Linked DNA regions of Homo sapiens: region 1 is linked to region 2. A link is an interaction called in ENCODE POLR2A ChIA-PET data of the cell type or tissue named here. Cell type or tissue: GM12878. All regions are shown on one strand. Links, peaks and the distances in the headings refer to the core of each region. The heading gives the core; the rest is flanking DNA. Region 1 overlaps RCSD1 (RCSD domain containing 1). Region 2 overlaps MPZL1 (myelin protein zero like 1).

Region 1 (5,384 bases), core at 332-5,331, 76 kb after region 2:
CTAGGCTCTACCTGCTTCCTAGGCTCTGCCCTGTCTCTCCACCTTCTGCGCTCATCCAAGGTCTCAGTATCTCCCAGCCTTTGGGCTATGGTTTAGGGAAACAAGGCCCCAGGGAAGGCCTCATCATCTGCAGCTTAAGAGAAGATGCAGTGAGAGAGCCCAGTGTGGGGCTGGAAGAACTATGCTCTTGGCCAAAAGGAAGTTTCTCTCTCTCACCAGAAATAGGCCAGAGCCCAGAGCCTCAAAGGTCTGAGGTATGTTTGCTTCTTCACTCCTCCAGAACTGAAGGGGATCACCCCTTCCAGTGTGACCACGCTTAAATCATCACTTCAAAAAGACCACCATAGAATCTCTCTGAAATACTGCAATGACTCTAGAATCTTCCTTTATGTCCTTAGTTATCCCTAGTTCTTCAATGTATCCCAATGTTTGACCATTACTATCCTAGGAGGATGGAAAGGGTTCTGGACTGGGAACCAGGTAGGTCCATTTGACCTGCTCATCTACCAGAGTACCTCCTATGTGGGAGGCACTGTCCTTACAGCCTTTGATATATTTTCTGTAATTCTTACCTCTCTAAAAGAGGAAACTGGGGCCTAGAGTTGCTAAGTAAGTTACTATTCAAGTCAGTAAGTGCAGGCATGAGAATTTTCTGGATTCCAAAGCTCTTTCCACACCAACATGCTGTACTAACTCTATGCCTTTACTGGAAGAGTTAACTTAGTCTCTTGTTAATAGGCATTTACTGGTCTAGGCCCTGAGATACATCAGTGAACAAGACAGTCCTTGCCCTTCAGAAGTTGCTACTTCAGCAATAAACAGGTACACAGCGAAACCATAAGACGCTTTGTTAAACGCTGTGAAGAAAATAAAACAGGGCACTTATTTTATGGGAATGTGGGAAGACATCTCTGAAGAGAGAGCACATGAGTTGAATCCCAGTTGGGGAAAAGAGAAAAGGAAAATTGTTCTGAGCAGAAGCACAGACAGAAACAAAGGTTGAGGGGCAGAGAAAAGAGAAGGGTGGCAGGGACAACAAGAGGGGGCGGGAAGATGCGAGTGGTAGTGTGAGGCCAGCTACATTGGGCCTCATGGACCAGAGCGCGCAGTTTGTGTTTTATCTTGAACCAGCAGGATGTCATTTGGAGGGTTTCAAGGAGGGACGTGACCTGAGTCGCGCATCAAGGAGCTGTCTGTGGAGGAGGGACAGGAGTGGAAGAGGGTGAGCAGAGGCAGGTGCTGGCAGCGGTCCAGCTGAGATTGGGTGCGGGAGTGAACAGGGCTTGTGCAGGGGGATGGGATTTGAAGGTCAGGCTGCTGGGAATTACTGATGCATGGGTGTGAGCAAGGGAAAGAGAAGAATCATGGATGACTCCTGAAGGTTTGACTTGGATAACGGGATGCATGGGGTATTTGCTTCTGGGTTGAAAGCCATGTTGGGGAGAGAGGGGTGGGTGGGGCTAGTTGGGCAATGAATAGTTCTTCCTTGGTCATGAAAGTCTGACATGTCTATTAGACGTCTAAGTGGAGATGCAATGCAGGAGGTTGAATATATACCCAAGTCTGGAGTTCAGAGAAGTGTTTCAGGCCAGAAACAAAACTTGGAGAGTCACTAGCTAGAAATGGTAGTTGATGTTACGAGACTGCATAAAGTCAGAGGAAACAGAGAATAGGGAAGAGAAGAGGCCCAAAGACTGAGGTCTGGGATGTCTCCTTAGTCACCCTAAGCTGCCTTTCATTCTCAATGTGAGGGGACTGGTCCTGTTATTCCAGTGGGAGCCTGGAGGGCATTTTGGTGTAGAATGCAGATGGGATGGGCTTGAAAGGAAAATAAACCTCAGACTGCAAAATCACTAATCCAAAGGGAAAAGTCAAGCTGTGAAACGCATCAGGCAAATCTGCCTCCCACTTTATTCCTGAATAAGATAAACAAAGATTAAAAAGCGACATACCCCCCTCATAATTTTTCCCACTAGAAAATTCCTTGTGGGCCTCAAGATCTTTTCCCTAAACAGTTTTGTTGAATTTTACCCTGACAATGTAAATTGATAGCTTATCTTCACAGGTGCGGGACAAAGGACAGAACTCTAAGTCAGTCTCCTGCTCACCTGAGACAAATGCATATCAGATTGCTTCCTCTGATATAAAAATGCAGATTCACTGAGCTATGGAGGCAATAGGTGGACTGTTTCCTCTACTCATCTCTCACATGTAAATTGTGTATCTGGTGAAAGGCTGATCAAAGTCTGAAAAGAGTGAAACCATTTGTCTCTTATCTACCCACACCTTTTAAAAATTTCTTCCTGTTTCCCCAATATTCATCCTTTCCTCTTTAAATATTAAAGGCTTCAACATCATCTTTGGCGAAAGGCACAGACCTGCCTCCTGGGGGCACATGCTTAACTTTGGCAAAATAAACTTTCTGAATAAAGACCTGTCTCAGATAATTTTGGTTCACATGGCTTAGGGCCAGAAGATTTCTTTGGCTAAAGTGATAGAGGGTAAGAAATCCTGAATGTCACTCATGAATGTTGCGTGCCCCATCCACATTGTCGGGTCATTTAATCACCCCTTCCTGAGCATCTGTAGACACTGTAGAATGCATTGGGGTAACCGTGACGGCCCTCAAGGAGTGAACAGCCTTTTTCAGGGGTGAGGAGAATACAGAGAGGTAAAGAAGAACTGCAAGAAATAGATAAGGTAGAGGAATTGAAACAAGCATATATTAACAAATACATGTAATCAGATATCTCACACAGAACCAAAAAAGTCCCAGATGTCCCCTACCTAACCACTTGTAGGCTTTAAGGATCTGAAAATGGCAGGTCCTTGGTCTCTGCAACTGGCTCCCAGGGAGAATCCCAGGAGGTGCTCCACTCACACAAAGGACCCACACGCAGGCATTGAGCCTGGGAGTGTGTCCCTGTTTGGAACCTCCAGGGCTTCCCATTTGCTCCCAGGACTTGGCATTGTCACCCAATATTACGGACAGGGTTTAGCTGTTCTCACACTGTGGGAAACAGTCCTGGCTGCTTCAGTGGTTTTAAAATCAGCATAGTTCACAGCCTCTGGTGCCTGGGAGGGTCCTCCAGGTGGGGGTCTGTGGGTTTAGTAGTGATGGCTAGTGTCTGGGCAAATTCCCAGGTGCCAGCAGGGGACCATAGAGAAGAGGGAGATGTTCATCCAGAATGCCATTGCAGTGACAGGATTTTATCAGTGTAATTTGGGAGATGATGGTGGGAAATTTGTCTCTAAAATGTGCCAACTGTTGTACAAGCATAAAGAAAGAAAAGAAATTATTTTGAGTCTGGTGGGGGTGGGAAAGCACAAAGAACAACAAATTCAGAGTCAGATCTGGGTTTCAGTCTTGCTTCTGATATATGTTGGGTGTGAACCTCTCTGAGTCTCAGTTTCCTTGTTTGTAAATGAGGCCATTAACATCTATCATCCTTTGGTTCAACCCAATATGCAAACACTCATCTTGTTTTCTGGCAGTGGCACCGCCCTTCTTCCATGGATGGCAGGAAGGAGGCTGATGCACTGTCTGCCCTGGAGGGTGCACTATGCTTTACACTGCTCTATGAAGGGAAGCACAGAGCTCAGGCTTTGAGCCAGACTGTCTGGGTTCAAATCCCAGCTCTACATTTACTAGTTCTATGGCCTTGGACAAGTTACCTAACTTGTCCGTGCCTCAGATTGCCTATCTGTAAAACGGAATGATGATGATAGTAGTTATGTTACAGGCTCATTGGAAGGATTTAATGAGTTTTTGTAGGTGAAATGCTTAGAACAGGGCCTAGCATGTAGGAAGTGTTTGATAATTGTTAGCTATTACTGGATGTTGGCTATGGGGCTAGCAGCATTCCTGAATACTCTGAGGGATGCCTAGGCTTGCATCCTAGATGTCTAATCTTCTCCTGTCCTTCCATCCCATCTTGGATACAGAAGTCCCAGATAGAGCCCCAGCTAGCTAAGATGTGCTCCTTGCTGCTTGCAGCCATTCTTTGCTCAAGAATGGACCATCTGGACTCAGCGATTTTGGTGGGCTATTTTATTACTAAGGCAAGAGCTTAACAGACACTCTCACCCCAACCCTGAGCTCATATCATCCCTGAGAGATGGATGTGCGTGGTATCTAGCAATTAAAAAATAAATACAGCTGAGTTTCGTTTTATGGCTTTTAGGGTCACGACAAGGGTTTTGAATACTCACACATCCCAGCTGTCCAGAGCTCTGGGTCAAGTCAAACAGCTGAACCAAAATATCAAGTCCATGTCTGACATGGTTTGGCTGTGTCCCCGCCCAAATCTCATCTTGAATTCTAGCTCTAATAATTCTCATGTTTAATAGGAGGGACCAGGTGGGAGGTAATTGAATTATGGGAGCAGTTGTTTCCCATGCTGTTCTCATGGTAGTGAATAAGTCTCATGAAATCTGATGGTTTTATAAAGGGGAGTTCCCCTGCAAAAGCTCTCTTGCCTGCCGCCATGTAGGCCGTGTCTTTGCTTCTCTTTTGCCTTCCGCCATGCTTGTGAGGCCCACCCAGCCATGTGGAACTGTGAGTCCATTAAACCTCATTCCTTTATAAATTACCCAGTCTTGGGTATGCTTTTTTTTTTTTTTTTTTTTTTTTTCCGAGATGGAGTCTCATTCTGTCACCCTGGCTGAAGTGCAGTGGTGAGATCTCGGCTCACTGCAACCTCCACCTCCTGGGTTCAAGCAGCTCTCCTGCCTCAGCCTCCGAAGTAGCTGGGACTACAGGCACGTGCCACCAGGCCCAGCTAATTTTTTGTATTTTTAGTAGAGATGGGGTTTCACTGTGTTAGCCAGGATGGTCTTGATCTCCTGACTTTGTGATTCACCCACCTCAGCCTCCCAAAGTGCTGGGATTACAGGTGTGAGCCACCGCACCCGGCTGGATATGTCTTTATTAGCAGCATGAGAACAGACTAATACAATGTCCATTCACTGACAAATGGAGAAACAAAATGTGACACAGCCATACAGTGGAATATTTTTCACCTATAAAAAGGAATGAAGCTCTAATACATAGTAAATGTGATAAACCTTGAAAACATTACGCTAAGTGAAAGAAGCCCATCACAAAAGACCACATATTATGTGATTTCATTGTTATGACATGTCCAGAATAGGCAAATTCAGAGAGAAAGAAAGTAGGTTAATAGTTGCCTAGAGGAGATAGGAAGACAGGAGGTGGGGTGATAGCTAAAGCCTACAGGCTTTCTTCTTTTTCAGTGATGAAAATGTTCTAAAATTGACTGTGGTGGTGGTTGCACAGTCTGTGAACATACCAAAAAGTATTTCATTGTACACTTTAAATAGGTGACATGTATGTAAACGATATCTCAATAAAACTGTTATTT
Region 2 (5,384 bases), core at 295-5,294:
AGATTACCAAATCCCTCTCGGAGTCAATTCCTTCCGCTCATGATCGATGTCCAGCTGGCCACATATCTATCCTTAACCTTTTTTGTACCAACAAAGATCTTTCTGTTTCTCAAATGAGAAATGCTCAAAGGGTCCTGAATCAGGCCAGTCACTGAACTAATCACTTGACTCTAAAGCCCTGGGATTTCTTCTTGCCCTCCTCTATATATGTACTGTTCATCTCTCTCTCTCTCCTGCAAATGGTCTCCTTTCTTCAATCAACCATTCATTCTTTCAAACACACACTGAGACTCAGCCTCTAAATGTACTGGACAGCCTAGTGGAGACAAATAAACAAACATCTACAGTGCGGCTGCAGAAGCACCGTGGCTGGCCCCTGGGATGCACAAAGTGCTATTAGGAGACTTTCCACAGCGCAGGGCTTCCATTAAATACTAAAGGCTCAAAACATGAAGCAGGCAACACAAATGCCCCAGTTGCAGTTAGTTTGAATTGTATCATCTGCATAAAGCATCCAAACATTTCTTGGTTCTTAGCAAGCAGATGAAAATAAGGAACTTTTGGTAGGAAAAATCAGATTTTACTTCTGCTAGAGTACAGGGGACTAAAATGCTTAACATAAAGAACATGTTGAAAGCTCTGGAGGCATATCTGATAGATAAGAAAATAACACTCTCACATATTTTACACTTCCCAGGTGCTGAAATGGCATATTAAAATTGCTCTTCAGGAAAAAGACCACTGTACCTTAAACTTATCTTTCTGGGCTCTCAAATCTTATCAGGTTTATAGTATGTTTGAAGATATGTGAACCAAAATTTAACTGAAACCAGAAAAGCCAATACAATTATTACTAGAAGGACAGAACAAGAGATTGGAAAGAATACGCCTACGGTCGATGGCAATAAGAATATATTCCTCTCCTCCAAAATACAGCAAAAAATTTTTAAAAATTTAAAAATACTGATGCCTACTGAAACTACTGAAAAATACTAAATTACTCTATATGATATTATAATAATAGATATATGTCATTGTACATCTGTTGAAACCCATACAACGTACAACAGAAAGAAGGAACCCTAACGTAAATATAATGGTCTTTGGGTGATAATGATGTGTTACTGTAGGTTCACCAACTGTAACAATGTATCACTCTGGTGGGGGATACCAATAATAGGAGAGGCCATGGAGGAGACAGATGGGAAATCTGTACCTTCTGCTCTATTTTGCTGTAAACCATAACTGCTCTAAACAGTCTAACTCTTAAAAGAATACTAATGCCTGGGTCCCACCCCTACCTCCAGGAATTCTGATTTAATTGGTAAGGGGTATGGCCTGGGTATCAGGATTTTTAAAAGGCCCCCAGGTGATTTGAAACATGTAATTACTACCCAGCATACAAATGAGATGTTGGGACTTCACTTACGATGCTATTATACAATAAGACCATGCCTGAAGCAGACGAGCCACACCTTGCCTGGCATTTGATTGACTGTAGGTATAGGTATGTTCACTTGTAAAATACATTATTAGTGCACATGCATGAACCTGAACTTTTCAAAATACCAGGGCAGTGCTCTACTCAGCTTCTTAATCAATAACACACTTGTATAAGTTTACATGTCGGCAGAGAAATTACAAAAATCTACTTTATTCTGAAGACTGCACTGGCAGCCTGAGTTAACAGGACATTGGTGTCCAAAGTCCACGAATTATTCATATAACCACCCACAAGTGTGTGTGCTATTTTTTATTGTGATTTTAATGGTTTAAAATGTACTTTGGAAACAAATGAAATACGCACTAAGCATTTGGAAGCTCTAAAATGCAGCTGTGCCAGGTGCAGTGGCTCACGCCTATAATCCCAGCACTTTGGGAGGCTGAGGTGGGTGGATCGCTTGAGCTCAGGAGTTCAAGACCAGCCTGGGCAACATGGTGAAACCCCATCTCTACCAAAAATAAAAAAAATTAGCTGAGCCTCATGGCGCACACCTGTAATCTCAGCTACTTGGGAGGCTGAGCGGGGAGGATTGCTTGAGCCCAGGAGGCAGAGGTTGCAGCGAACGGAGATCACGCCACTGCACTCCAGCCTGGGCAACAGAGTGAGACTGTCTCAAATAAATAAATAAATAAACTCCAGCTGCTAGAATCTAATGAAGAGAGCTTGAAAATCACTGTTCTGCTTGGTTTTAAGAAATTCAAAGGCCAGGCGCAGTGGCTCACACCTGTAATCCCAACACTTTGGGAAGCTGAGGCAGGTGGATCACCTGAGGTCAGGAGTTCGAGACCAACCTGGCCAACATGGTGAAATCCCATCTCTACTAAAAATACGAAAATTAGCCCGGCGTGATGGCGGGCACCTGTAATCCCAGCTACCTGGGAGACTGAGGTAGGAGAATCGCTTAAACCTGGGAGGCGGAGGTTGCAGTGAGCCGAGATCGCACCGCTGCACTCCATCCAGCCTGGGTGACAGAGCGAGACTCCGTCTCAAAAAAAAAAAAAGAAATTCAAGTTTACTTCAGGGTGTAAAACCAGTCTGCTGCAGCTGGACAAACGGCCTAACCACAAACCAATCACCCAGGGGAGGGTAAATTAAATGGAGAAAGAAATACTTCGCCTTTTTTACAGCCATGGGTACTTTCGAGATATGTTTACTGTCGAGTTATCCTTTGGACACGTTTTTAATGAGATCTGAATTCAATGCTGATTTGTCCATGACAATTTCTTATTGAAAACACATTTAAAAGCTCCTCCATTGCTTCATAAAGTCCATCATTCTCAGCATGGCACACTAGGCTTTTCAAAGTAACCCTCCTTTTCCTGCTTTACATTTGGCAAAGGCTGTTGGTGGCGAGCTGGTATCAGCTTGCTCTCACTTCCTTCAACATGCCACGCAGCCAGCTTACCTCAGGGCTATACTCACACAGCTTGGAACAAGGCCCACCTCTGAAAGCTTACAGAATTTCAAGACTCCACCTGAACGTGACTTTGGTAAAGCCCTCCCTGATCTTACCACCTTTTCTTCTGCCACACTCTTCAGTAATTCTCACACGACTCTATGGCTGTAGTCTACCGAAGACACACCTTTCAGTGAAAAGCACAATCTCCCTTGCAATTAACTTCAGCTCCCCTGTTAGACTCACAACTCCTTGAGCCATGGAACTACACCTTACTTGGCTTCAGTGTGCCTAGCACCTACTACACTTCCTGGTGGTCAGAGAGCTCTCAAAGAACACTTCAAAAGGAGTGAACAGATAACACTAAATTTTTTGGATTCCTGTAAAGTGAAGTTATGATTAATGAAACATATAAGCACTATTTTTTTTCCTAAAATAAGGAAACCAACCTGCCCTTAAATGGATGCCTGACCCCAGTCAAGCTCTCTCTGGCTCCTAGAAAAATCTGGCAAAAGAGTATTGATTAATCAGCACTGATTCATCACTGCCAGAAAGAGTTCAAAGTGTAAACACTCACCCTTGAACAGAAAGTAAAATATGAGGGAGGAATGGAAACATCTGCCCCTGCTTCCTATTGAGATGCTGGCTTTATCAGAATTTTTAAAAGACAGTATCAACTGAACAATTCATTTATTGAATATATAATAAGTCCTAAGTTCTGAGTGGGATGAGTCTCATTAGATACTGTACATGGAAATATACACAAGAATGTGTACAACAAACTTTGTGTCCTACAGTGTGCAGGGTATGGCACAGTGCAGGGCATGGGAAAATGGCCCTCCAAGCAGGGAGTCAGCACTGCCTGGTCTGTATCTTATTGTTATTTATGCCACCTTATCTTCCCTAAGGTAAGTTCCTACTAAACCATCCCCCTGAAGTAGCAAATAGACTATATGTAGCTAATTAAAGTCAAAATTTGAAAAATGAAGAGGTCAGGGAATATTTTATGAAAGATGCACTTGAATTTTATCTGGTATACTGAGAAGACTCAAAATAGATTGAAAGGGCATTTTGCAGAGACAGAAAAACATGAGATGATGTTTAAAGATGAATTATGAAGATGAATTTGGCTGGAATAGAGGAAAAGTTTTAAGATGAAAAGGTAGTCTGAATTCAGATGAGCTGGAACTTGATCCTGTAGGAAGTGGGCATCACGGAGGATTCTTAAGCAGGCTTGATATAGTAACAGTGGACTTTTTGGTTGAGTTGTAAAGATACACAAAAAAGGGAGGAAAAGAAGAGACATTTGGAATAATTACTGGAAAATTTATTGGAATAATTTTTTCCCCAAAGGATTTTTGTTAGTTTCATTCTGCCTCCAATACTGGAAAAATAGAAAAATTTCCATGAGTGACTCATCTCTAAATCTTTCAAAAACAATACTACTAACAAATGAAATTATTTTTACATGTATAAACCTGCAAATTGACTTTAGATATGTGAGGGATATTTTTAAAAACTAAGTATTGCATACATTTAATTTCTTTTCTTTTTTTTTTTTTTTTGAGATGGAGTCTCGTCCTGTCGCCCAGGCTGGAGTGCAATGGTGCCATCTCGGCTCACTGCAACCTCTGCCTCCTAGGTTCAAGCGATTCTCCTGCCTCAGCCTCCTGAGTAGCTGGGATTACAGGCGCGAGCCACCACGCCCGGCTAATTTTTTGTATCTTTAGTAGAGATGGGGTTTCACCATGTTGGCCAGGATGGTCTCGAACTCCTGACCTCAAGTGATCCGCCCACCTCAGCCTCCCAAAGTGCTGGGATTACAGACGTGAGCCACCGCGCCCGGCGCATACATTTAATTTCTGATAGTAAGTAATTCTACATGATTATATCTGTCAAATGACTACTCCATGTTCCTTGAAGTTATTTTTTTAAACATCACAACCATTTTGATGGGACTCTTACTAAAATGTATTATTTTCCTTCTGTCTTCATAAAAAGATAATATGGTGAGTGAAAGTTTAAGGAGAAACATGATAGTTGCCTAGTTTCAAAGAATTACCCATAAGATAGTTATTAATTACAAAGGGGAAAAAAATAGTTACTTTAGAGTGGAGAAACATGGCAGACAACACCTTAACCAAGGATCAAAGTCAACATCACCAGCAGTGGAACAAATAAGCAGCACCTTTCTCCTTAGATCAGGTACTGAGAAGAACAGAACATTACTTCCGTGGTGTTCCTGCCAAATATGGATAGCCTAAATCATCAGACACACTTGAATGAGGGGCAATCTACTATGTAACTGGCTTATATAATATACATTAAAAATATTAATGTAAAACTTTAAAGAAAATGACTCAGGAAATGCTGCAGACTAAAGGTGATGAAAGAGACATGATGGCTAAGTGAATCACATGATTCTGGATTTTCTTCTGCTCTAATGGACATTATTGGATCAACGGGCATCATCCAAATAAACTC

The links. Peaks named below come from ENCODE experiments on the same cell type or tissue, not always from the same donor. Only the 100,000 strongest peaks of a DNase experiment are listed, where the experiment ranks them.
Region 1: POLR2A ChIA-PET joins it to region 2 with 5 read pairs; 1 of 35 experiments calls an interaction of 5 or more read pairs at or near these places.

What each region holds. Positions count from the first base shown.
Region 1 is chr1:167,674,458-167,679,841 of GRCh38, reverse strand. All of the region lies in intron 1 of RCSD1 (RCSD domain containing 1), which reads right to left. Among named protein-coding and RNA genes, the nearest start is that of TRP-CGG1-1, 38 kb to the left of the region's middle. In GM12878, for the core only: a CTCF peak has its summit at 3,548; DNase peaks (open chromatin) are centred at 2,901 and 3,401; H3K4me3 peaks cover 550 bases; H3K27ac peaks cover 5,000 bases.
Region 2 is chr1:167,750,752-167,756,135 of GRCh38, reverse strand. The region is part of intron 1 of MPZL1 (myelin protein zero like 1); the gene reads right to left. Among named protein-coding and RNA genes, the nearest start is that of MPZL1, 31 kb to the right of the region's middle. RefSeq lists an enhancer at 2,935-3,054. In GM12878, for the core only: no CTCF peak of the experiment used is centred there; a DNase peak (open chromatin) is centred at 2,805; H3K4me3 peaks cover 1,374 bases; H3K27ac peaks cover 1,490 bases.